Linked DNA regions of Homo sapiens: region 2 is linked to region 1. Evidence: chromatin contacts called from ENCODE POLR2A ChIA-PET data. All regions are on one chromosome and are shown on one strand. The core of a region is the stretch at or near the end of the contact, and the rest is flanking DNA. Distances in the headings are between cores, read along the strand shown. Region 1 overlaps POLE2 (DNA polymerase epsilon 2, accessory subunit). Region 2 holds the start of ACTR10 (actin related protein 10).

What was found. ChIA-PET counts read pairs that join two places held with the same protein, here RNA polymerase II (POLR2A).
Region 2: POLR2A ChIA-PET joins it to region 1 with 11 read pairs in GM12878. The contact joins the promoter of ACTR10 here to the enhancer-like site in region 1. POLR2A ChIA-PET finds 5 or more read pairs at or near these places in 2 of 52 experiments (GM12878 and activated CD8-positive, alpha-beta memory T cell).

The regions. Positions count from the first base shown.
Region 1 is chr14:49,639,489-49,644,871 of GRCh38, forward strand. POLE2 (DNA polymerase epsilon 2, accessory subunit) reads right to left here. Exons shown (of 19, transcript NM_002692.4): 19 at 4,067-4,182. The coding sequence ends at 4,164. Among named protein-coding and RNA genes, the nearest start is that of DNAAF2, 6.9 kb to the left of the region's middle. RefSeq lists a silencer at 1,123-1,417. Within about 2 kb of position 2,488, at least 8 of the 41 ENCODE cell types and tissues checked have a DNase peak (open chromatin) inside an H3K27ac peak, as active enhancers do.
Region 2 is chr14:58,197,702-58,203,084 of GRCh38, forward strand. ACTR10 (actin related protein 10) reads left to right here and starts at 2,448. Exons shown (of 13, transcript NM_018477.3): 1 at 2,448-2,593; 2 at 5,154-5,226. The coding sequence starts at 2,517. RefSeq lists enhancers at 1,891-2,020, 2,641-2,830 and a silencer at 2,091-2,480.

The DNA.
Region 1 (5,383 bases), core at 1,238-3,737:
TTGAAAAGGTAAGCATCATGAAATCTAGGACCCTGCCTTTCTGGTTTACCACTGGATTCTCTGATGTCTAGAACATTACTGGGCAGGCAGATGAATGAATATAGTAAAGAAAAAAGCAAGTTTAGTATGTATAGTATGATCCCAAAATATTTTTATAGAGAAAAATCTGGAACCACATTTACCAAAATATTAACAATATTTCTGATAGTGGAATTGTAGATTGTTATAACTTTTTCGTTATGCTTGCTTACATTTTATAATTTTCTATGAACTTGTTTAGTAAAAAGTCTTAGAATACCCTACCGTTAGGTTTTAAAGCTTTGCATCTAAAATAGCTTTGAGATGAGTTCCAAAAGGTTTAAAGCACCTGAGGGATGTGTAAAATTGCACTCTTTTCTATTATAACCCTGAGGTCAGTGAGCATAACCAAGGATTAATTGTCAACTTATTTTCACTCACCTTTGTAACATCAAAATTCTGGACGTTTGACCTTAAAAAAGGCATTTCCAAACATGAATACATGAACACACCATACTTCTCAAAGGACAACAAACTACAACTGGTTGTTTAGAAGTGATAATGGCCTTTAGGGTTCCCGAACCCTCTGAAATTATGTGTAGGGGCAGGCTCATGTGGGGCTTGGGGACATGGGTCTCAGTAGAGGCCCATAGGGCCCATAGCTTTCATTAGATTCTCTGAGGGTTCCTGCCCTCTGCTTTGCCAAGTTTCTTACTATATGATGTTCTCTTTCCCAGAAGAATCTCTTTGGGAAAAGACAGTGTACAGTTGTGGAAGAGCCCCCTTGCGCAAAACAAATGTTCTCTTGCCTAAAATTCATCCATTAAGGAAAGCTATCCTTAAAAAAAAATGGGCCAGGCGCAGTGGCCCACACCTATAATCCCAGCACTTTGGAAGGCCGAGGTGAGTGGATCACCTGAGGTCAGGAGTTCAAGACCAGCCTGGCCAACATGGTAAAACATCACCTCTACTAAAAATGCAAAAATTAGCCAGGCGTGGTGGCAGGCGCCTGTAATCCCAGCTACTTGGGAGGCTGAGGCAGGAGAATCTCTTGAACCCGGGAAGCTGAGGTTGCAGTGAGCCATGATTGCACCATTGCATTCCAGCCTGGGCGACAAGAGTGAAACTCCGCCTCAAAAAAAAAAAAAAAAAAAAAAGAATGCCTTTTGGAGGGAGAAGTGCCTAGGTATTGAGCCATTATCAGTTATTAACCCCTTTGTGCAAACTCTCTTATCCTATCCTTGCGCAAATACTGCATTTGCTCTCTTCAGATGCCATTTGTTCTATTTATTGGGAAGTAGAGGTCCAGAGTAGATGGCTGAGACCTACTGACTTAAGTGAGATACTGTGATAGCACATGCCAGATCCTAATACATAACAAACAGCTTCATGAGACAAAACTTAATGCACTGGAATTTTCTATTCTGCCATGACTCATTAATATTTCAACCCACTGATCAGTTTGACCTTCAGTCTGAAACACTGCTCAAGATAAATGATCTTGTATATCTTCAGTAGCATGTTCAGTAAGGAAGTAGACGAAGGCAGGACAATACCATGCTGGTGAGGCGCCTGGACTCCAGTCAGATAACCCAGCATCAACTCTGCTGTGACCCTTACCAGCTGTGTGACTTTGGGCAACTTATTTAACCTACCTATGCCTGTTTTCTTCATGTATAACTAAAGGTGATAGTGAACCTAATGAGGATTAAATTGCGCAATGAATAAGCACTTACCACAGTGCCTAGCATAGTAAACATTTAATACATGTATTAAAGAATTGGAGCAATGGTCTTGCAACCTTTTCCACAACCCCCCCAGCCCTTTAATTCAGAAAACCTGCCTAAAAATGAAGCCCAAAGTGTAAGCACAATAAAAACAATAAAAGTGGAGCCCTTGAATAGAGTGGGTAGGAGCCTTGGCTCCAGAGAAAACGCATATATGTGCATAGGATCAGAATGAAATGTCCCATTTTAAGTTTACCTTCCCTGCTATGAGCTACCACCACCATTACAAGAGGACACTAAATTTCACAGATGGTGGTGAATGACTGGGGCTCACCTGATTTTGCTTAATAAGGATCTCTTATGGACTACAAAATCAAATTCCTATGCCTGTAAGGCAGGGAAAACAGTTCATGAGCACAATCCAATCTGTAAGCATGTCTTCTTGGTTGCAAACTGCAGTTTAAATTAGTGCTTGCGAAGTCAGGATATTGTACCGAAAAATCCAGATTTCTCTAAAATGGCCCCATAGGCCTGGTTTCCTGCATGGCTGCCCCTGGCTGAAGAATGCTTCATTCGGTCTGTCCAGTCTCTGGCATTCTGTGGTTTCCCTACAGAAACCACGTGTTTGCTTTTTTTATAGTAGAGAAATCTTACCACTATCTCTGTGTGTTAACAATCTGGCTCCTGCTTTGAGGTGCACCTTCACTTAATGGTGCCTCGTAAACAGATTGCAGCAGTGAGATCAGCCGGGCTTCAGCTGATTAAACACCCAGTTGGGAACACCCAGCTGGGAACACACTGTCTCTGTTCTTTACTAAAGCAAAGTCCACTCTTTCACACCGGCTCCTCTGCTGTCCTATCTTACAGACCTTGGCTTTCTTTTCCATCTCTGGACGATGTTGATCCTCACCTGGTTCTAGTTCCTGCCTTACCTTATTCTAATATTGATGGCCTGCTTCTGGCAATTTACACTGCCTTGTTTCACTTCACTTCATCTTGTTTAACCCCTAAATGCACCCTACTTTCACTGTGTTCTTGAAAAGATCTCAAAATACCTCTGCTTTAATTATAGAAGCAATTATGTATCCACTGAATGAGAGGACACCTTGATTTCAATTTCCATTTATAAACTTCTGCCCATCATCATTCATATTTAGCTCTGTGAGTCTCATAACTGCACCAGCAGCCTTGCATGTCTATTTTACTGCCACTTTCTAGGCCCAAACTGTTTAAATTTATGTCTTGATTTCATCTTTAAACTTTGATTTTACCAGGTTATTCTTGAAATTAAAGTTAAACCTTGCTCTTCTAACATTAGGCCCCTTCTAACATTCTTCCAATTTTCCATCCCCAAACCACATATCAGATTGTCATGTTCTCTTTGCTGCTAAATTAACTTATCACTGCATTCATATTAAATTTCCTTGAGGAATTTCCCTTTCACTGTGTCATTTTTATATTTTTTTATTAGTACCTTTTCTCTCAAAAGCTAATTCTCTTTGAAAGCAATGTCTTCCAGTCCAGGCTCTTCGTAATTTTTTTTTTTTTTTTGAAAGAGTCTCACTGTGTCGCCCAGGCTGGAGTGCAGTGGCCTGATCTCAGCTCACTGCAACCTCTGCCTCCCAGGCTCAAGCGATTCTTTCATCTCAGCCTCCCAAGTAGCTGGGACTACACCCGACTAATTATTGTATTTTGGGGGGTTTTTTGTCTTTTTTTTTGAGATGGAGTCTCTCTGTCGCCCAGGCTGGAGTGCAGTGGCGCGATCTCGGCTCACTGCAACTTCTGCCTCCCAGGTTCAAGCGATTCTCCCTGCACTCTAGCCTGGGTGACAGAGCTAGACTCTGTCTCCAAAAAAAAAAAAAAAAAAAGTATATACATATCCACATATTTTTATTTCTTTCTCTTTTTTTGACAGAGTCTCGCTCTGTCACCCAGGCTGGAGTACAATGGCACAATCTTGGCTCACCGCAACCTCCGCCTCCCAGGTTCAAGTGATTCTCCCTGCCTCAGCCTCCCGAGAAGCTGGGATTACAGGCGCCCGCCACCATGCCCAGCTAATTTTTGTATTTTTTTTTTTAGCAGAGATAGGGTTTTGCTACCTTGGCTAGGCTGGTCTCGAACTCCTGACCTCAGGTGATCCACCCGCCTTGGCCTCCCAAAGCACTAGGATTACAGGCGTGAGCCACTGCGCCTGGCCCCCATATATTTTTCTTAAAAGACTATGCAGAAAATATTTTTCCTAGAAAACTTTCTCAAGTATACCATCATATTTATCACTTAGTATCAAAATTTCACAAAATACAAATTTAAGCAGAACATCCTAAAGTTTACCATAATTTTATTGTAATATCAGAATCACATAAGATATAGAGTTAAGCAGAAAACTGATGAATTTTCTTCAGATGATCTTTAAGAATCTCAAAAGCCTTGAAGTTTGCTGAAAATAGAAAAAAAAATTAAATATTTGGAAACCTAAGTTGTATACTTACTAATAGTTGTAGTTAATTTTTTTAAATAGGTATAGTTAATTGATTTTTAAAAACAGGTCAATACATACATACTGTTTCAAATTCAAAAGGAGACTCTAAAAAATAAGTCATTCTCATGCCCCCTTTTCTGCTCCCAAAAAGCAAATGTATGTCTTTTTTTTTTTTTTTTTTTTTCGAGAGGGAGTCTCACTCTGTTGCCCAGGCTGGAGTGCAATGGCGTAATCTCGGTTCACCGCAACCTCTGCCTCCTGGGTTCGAGTGATTCTCCTGCCTCAGCCTCCTGAGTAGCTGAGATTATAGGCACTTGCCACCATGCCTGGCTAATTTTTGTATTTTTAGTAGAGACGAGGTTTCACCATGTTGGACAGACTGGTCTTGAACTCCTGACCTCAGGTGATCCACCCGCCTCAGCCTCCCAAAAAGTGCTAGGATTAGAGGCATGAGCCACCGCGCCCGGCCAACAACTATATGTCCTTTATAAAGGTAGACTAATTTTTAAAAAAAGTAGCCGGGCGCGGTGGCTCACGCCTATAATCCCAGCACTTTGGGAGGCAGAGGCGGGTGGATCACCTGAGGTCAGGAGTTCGAGACCAGCCTGACCAACTTGGAGAAACCCCATCTGTACTAAAAATAAAAAATTAGCCAGGTATGGTGACGCATGCCTGTAATCCCAGCTACTCGGGAGGTTGAGGCAGGAGAATCTCTTGAACCCAGAAGGCGGAGGTTGCAGTGAGCTGAGATTGCGCCATTGCACTCCAGCCTGGGCAACAAGAGCAAAACTCCGTCTCCAAAAAAAAAAAAAGTATTCTAATCATATATAAGCACATGTATATGTGGGCTTATGCTTTAAAAACATACAGAAGTGATAGGATATTATGCATACTTTCTACACCTTTTTTCCATTAGTAGTAAATACATTATATTTACTTCTTTGAGGCTTAGAAATTTAAGTAAATCAGAAAGTTCTGAATAAGTACAAATATTTAGATATATATACATTTTTAAAATTTCTTGGTATAAAAACTGCAGTAAAAAGGCTGGGCGCAGTGGCTCATGCCTGTAATCCCAGCCACTTTGGGAGGCCAAGACCGGTGGATCACCTGAGGTCAGGAGTTTGAGACCAGCCTGGCCAACATGGTGAAACTCCAT
Region 2 (5,383 bases), core at 1,198-3,697, 8.6 Mb after region 1:
GCCTGGGCAACACGGTGAAACCCATCTCTACAAAAGATGTTAAAATTAGCCACGCAAGGTGGCACATGCCTGCAGTCCCAGCTACTTGGGAAGGTGAGGCAGGAGAATTGCTTGAGCCCAGTCTGGGGTTCAGTGAGCCAAGGTTGCACCACTGCACTCCAGCCTGGATGACAGAACGAGACTCTGTTAAAAAAAAAAAAAAAAAAAAAAAAAGCTGGGCGCGGTGTAATCCCAGCACTTCGAGAGGCCAAGGCAGGCAGATCACCTGAGGTTAGGAGTTCGAGACCAGCCTGGCCAACATGGTGAAACCCTATCTTTACTAAAAATCCAAAACAAACAAAAAAAAATAGTTGGGCGTGGTGGCAGGTGCCTGTAATCCCGGCTGCTCCAGAGGCTGAGGCAGAAGAATCACTTGAACCTGGTGGGGCGGAGGCTGCAGTGAGCTGAGATCGAACCTGGGTGACAGAGCGAGACTCCATCTCAAAAAAAGAAAAAAAAAAAAAGACAAGAAAGGATCCTCCTCAAGAGCCTTCAAAGAGGGCATGACCTTGCTCTTGCTGACACCTTGATTTCTGACTTCTCACCTCCAGAAGTGTGAAAGAATAAATTTTTTGTTTCCTTGAACCACCGTTTGTGGTACTTTGTTACGGCAGTCCCTAGCTAACAAATACAGCTGGTGAGCTGTCATGGAAAACATAGAATAGGTAATAACAAACTTCATCATTTCAATAGTTTCAGAAACATAATTTCAAATTGATCCTTACAAATACCTTGTGAAGCAGCAGAACAGTTTACAGATAAGGAAGTGGACGATCAGAGGTATTAGGGACTTGACAGAAAGTGGCAGAAACAGAATCTGAACTCAAGTAAGGGGTCCTATTCAAATAATCTGACTCTATTAAGCAAAAAATTTAATCTCTTCCCACGTTTCTTAAAGTTTTCTTCCCCGTCACAACTCCAACTTCATTCTCCTGTCTCCAGGAATTTGCTTTCAAGGAGGATCATTGATCAGTAATTTGGACTTAAACATGAATTTTACTAATATCACATTCCAAATTTCTGCATTGTTACAGCCTTAGTTTTTGTTATGGAAATAGCTTATCCCCAACTACCCCGCTAACTCTAGTTACCAACCATTAGAGTAGGGCCTTTTTTTTTTTTTTTTTTTTTTTTGAGAGACAGGCTCTCACTCTTGTTGTTGCCCAGGCTGGAGTGCAGCGGCACAATCCCGACTCACTGCCGCTTTAGACTTCTTGGGCTCAAGGGATCCTCCCGCTTCGGCCTCCCAAAGTGCTGGGATTACAGGTGTGATCCTGCGCTCGGACAGTTGGGACATCTTAATACAGTATAACCTCATCTTAACTTGATTACATCTGCCAAGACTCTATTTCCAAATAGGGTCACATTCTGAGGTTCCCAGTGGACAAGAATTTTGGGGGGGGGGGCATCATTCAACCCAGTACACCAGCTAAATGTTGCTAGTCCTCACCGATTTACCCTTGAACCTCTTTTCTTATTGCACAGCCTCTCCTTTGACAGTCTTTTCCACTCCTATGCATAGATACAGTTAGAGCTAATATTTGCAGGAAAAAAATATTTTCACAGAAAGCTGTGAAGTGACAAAGATGTAAACAGTAATGTAAATGTTAAAAGTAGTGGCAAAAACAGCAATTACTTTTGCACCAACCTAATAGGGGCCTTTGCTTCAATGTTTCTTCTATTAAACCATCCCGACCGCTCCTCTATGGACAGATTCAAGATTCACAGACGCTACTCTAGCTGCTTAATTCTGGAGTAAAATAAAAACTTTCAGAAAGACTACTAACTAAAGTATTGTCTGTACGTATTATTCTCTAAAGCATCATTAGCATAGGCTTTGCAATTAGGAAGTCTGTGGGTTTGTTCCTGGCTCTGCCGTGGGACATTGGGAAAGTTAATCTCTCTGAGCGTCGGTCCCCACAGATAAGAAAACACATATTCTTGTTATTTCTTGAGAAGATTAAATATTAGGCAAAACGCCTAGCACAGAATAGGGTCTCAGCATCTTCTGCCCCCCAAGAGCATGAATCAAAGGTTCGGAATTGCGTCGTCTCTCGGCTGCCCCTTGGCAGCCAGGTCCTCAGTGACCTCTTCACAGTGAGCTGAGACCGAACCTCTTCACAGCCGCGCGTGGGTGCGGCTTTGGGGCGTGGTGGGAGGGAAGGATAGGGAGGCCGGCTCCGCCCCCTCAGGGCGACCGGCGCGCCTGATCGCCGCGGCCTCCGCGCCCCCGCACTCGGATTCGCGCCCGCCAGCGCCTCTTTTCCCCTAGTCCTGGCGACGGCAGCACCTGCAAGGGTGGGTCCAACGCGGAATGAGGCACAGCCTGGGACAGCCCGGGCCCGGCGCGCCGCGGCCGCGCGAGGCCCCCGCCGTCGCCGACGCCCGAGCGCCGGAGCCCCGGCCCCGCCCCGCGAGCGCCGAGACTTGTTGGCCGCGGAGACTGCGACCCTCTTCTCTCAGTCTGCCTTACTACCATGCCGCTCTACGAGGGCCTGGGGAGCGGCGGGGAGAAGACGGCGGTCGTGATCGACCTGGGAGAGGCCTTTACCAAGTGAGTGGCCGTGACGCCAGCTGTGTTCGACCCGAGGGGAGGGCGGGTGGCAGAGCCCCAGGCACTGCCTGGGTCCTCATCGCCGACTCGCTGGGCAGCTCCGGGCCTCCCCTTTTCTTCAACCAGCGCCCTTGCAAATAACAGCTCTTATTATTTCCTCCCTGGGCGATGCGAATCCGAGGATCGGGGTCTGACTCCCAGAGAGGCCCAGAAAGCTTCTGTTGAATTGCCCTCGTCGCCGCCCCTTGTCATCACCCCAAACCCAACAAACCCTTTGGGATCATCTGTGTAGGGGATGACAACCGTGACCTAGACCCCGCTTACCCTGGGCTCCTCAGTTGAGGAAGGCAGCCAACCGAATGTAAATGCTCGATGACGAATTTCATCATAAAATATTGAACGGAGTTTATTTTGGTGCTGAAAATGGAAAGATGTTTAAGACAGGGCTATCGCTGCTCAAGAATTAGGGAGACTGGGCACATTAAGAGGTGAAACCCTATAGATAAGATTCTGGAAATCCTTTGTTGGCTCCCCTAAACTCGAAGGTTAGATTTGACATGTTTTAAACAAACCAACTTGTAAACAATAGAGAGGAGGTTCTCAACCTTTCGGATGGCATAGATCTCTTTAATGGCTGGATGAAAACCACAAATGCACAAATCTTAAGGTACTTATACACAGTTTCAGGGAATTGGCAGACAATCAATGTGGTCCTGGGACCCTAGATTAAGAGTCCTTGTGATGGGCTCAACAGAGAGGGAAGTAACAGGCAATTACATCATATATGTATTTATGAAAATGAAACATTTGAAAAATCTTTTTATATCTCTAGGCACTTCCTGACGTGTAGTAGGTATTTAATAACTATTTATTGACTAAGTGGTTAAAAGAGCCTATTTAAAAATTGGACCCCAGGAACTCCAGAATTGGATTAAACATAGTCCTTGGTTAATGACATTCTCTTATTGTTCTATGCGAGGCCCTTCCTTATTTATATTTTCTTATTAAAATTATTTTGAAAGCGTAATAAACAGTTCGAGGCTTCTAGTCAAAGATAATTATTTTGGCTGTACTTGGAAGAAATAAGCAAAAAGCTATATTTGAAAAAGACAGCAGGAGGATGATAAGATAAATGTATGAAGTAAAAAAAAGGAATTGAAGTCTAATGGCTTGCATTCTGAGATGTTTGAGGAGCACTGATGCAAGTAAACATGGAGACGGGAATAGGAGGAGATGGAGAGAATTATTTGGGAATACGAGGAGAGCAGTATCAAAAACTAGACAGGACAAGAAGACAGGATGTTAAGACTAAACTAGTATGATGATCATTTTTAGCAACGTTTTTAGCAAATTTTTGTTTTACTAACATGAAACAAAAATGGAAATACCTAAATACTCAAGAAAAGAGCATCGTTTTTAAAATAATGAAATATGTGGTTTTAAAAATAATACTGTAATTCCAGCAGTTTGGAAAGCTGAGGCGGGCTGACCACTTGAGCCCAGTAGTTCAAGACCAGCCTGGGCAACATGGGGAAACCCAGCTCTACACAAAATACAAAATTTAGCCGGCGGTAGTGTCGTGCCCGAAATCCTAGCACTTTGGGAGGCCAAGGGGGGAGGATCGCTTGAGCCTGGGAAGCGGAGGCTGCAGTGATCTGAGTTTGTGCCACTGCACTCCAGCCTGGGCGACAGAGCGAGACCCTGCCTCAAAAAAAAAAAAAAAAAAAGTGATAGCAATGAAGATTATGTTAATATGGGCAGAAGCTTACTGTATGAGTTAATTATGTATGAAGTGTGATTAAAACTATGTCAAATATATATGCATAATCATAAGAAGTAGACTGAAAGTGAATACACCAATATGGAAGCTAACAATATTAGAATGATGGAATTATGAGTGATACAGATGAATTATATGAATGAAGTCACATAATGTAGTACAGATTCAGAGTTGTAGATATGTCTTGCCTAAATTCTGCTAAAATTAACAACTAGGAAAAAAGTTGGCCAGGCGCGGTGGCCCACGCCTGTAATACCAGCACTTTGGGAGGCCGACGCGGGCGGGTCACGAGGTCAGGAGATCGAGACTATCCTGGCTAACACGGTGAAACCTCGTCTCTACTAAAAAAAAAAAAAAAAATTAGCCCTGCGTGGTGGCCGGCACCTGTAGTCCCAGCTACTCAGGAGCCTGAGGCAGGAGAATGGCGTGAACCCGGGAGGCGGAGCTTGCAGTGAGCCGAGATCGCGCCACTGCACTCCAGCCTGGGTGACAGAGCCAGACTCCATCTCAAAAAAAAAAAAGTAAATGCTGCCCTAAAATAATACATTTGTTTTTTTCAGCATCACGAATTTCATAGAATTTTTTTCTGTTAATACACAAGCATTAATAAATAGTATTATTAGTTTTGTGGAGTGATTTTTTTTGATCCCTTAAAATACATCAGGTATTTTCAAATGTTATTGTGGCCATTGTTTTGAAACAAATACAGAGAAAATTAGTTTCTGTGACAAATATTTAAAAGAATACTATAAGTTGTTTCAATTTTCCATTTATTTGCAGGTGTGGATTTGCTGGAGAAACTGGTCCAAGATGTATAATTCCTAGTGTGATAAAAAGAGCTGGGATGCCTAAGGTATTTAAAAAAAAATATTAGCAAAATAAATGCCATACTATAAAATGTTTTAAAATATGACTTCAAGTAAGATTGATTAAAACAGTACTAAAGGCCAGCCGTGGTGGCTCACGCCTGTAATCCCAACACTTTGGGTGGCTGAGGCGGGTGGATCACC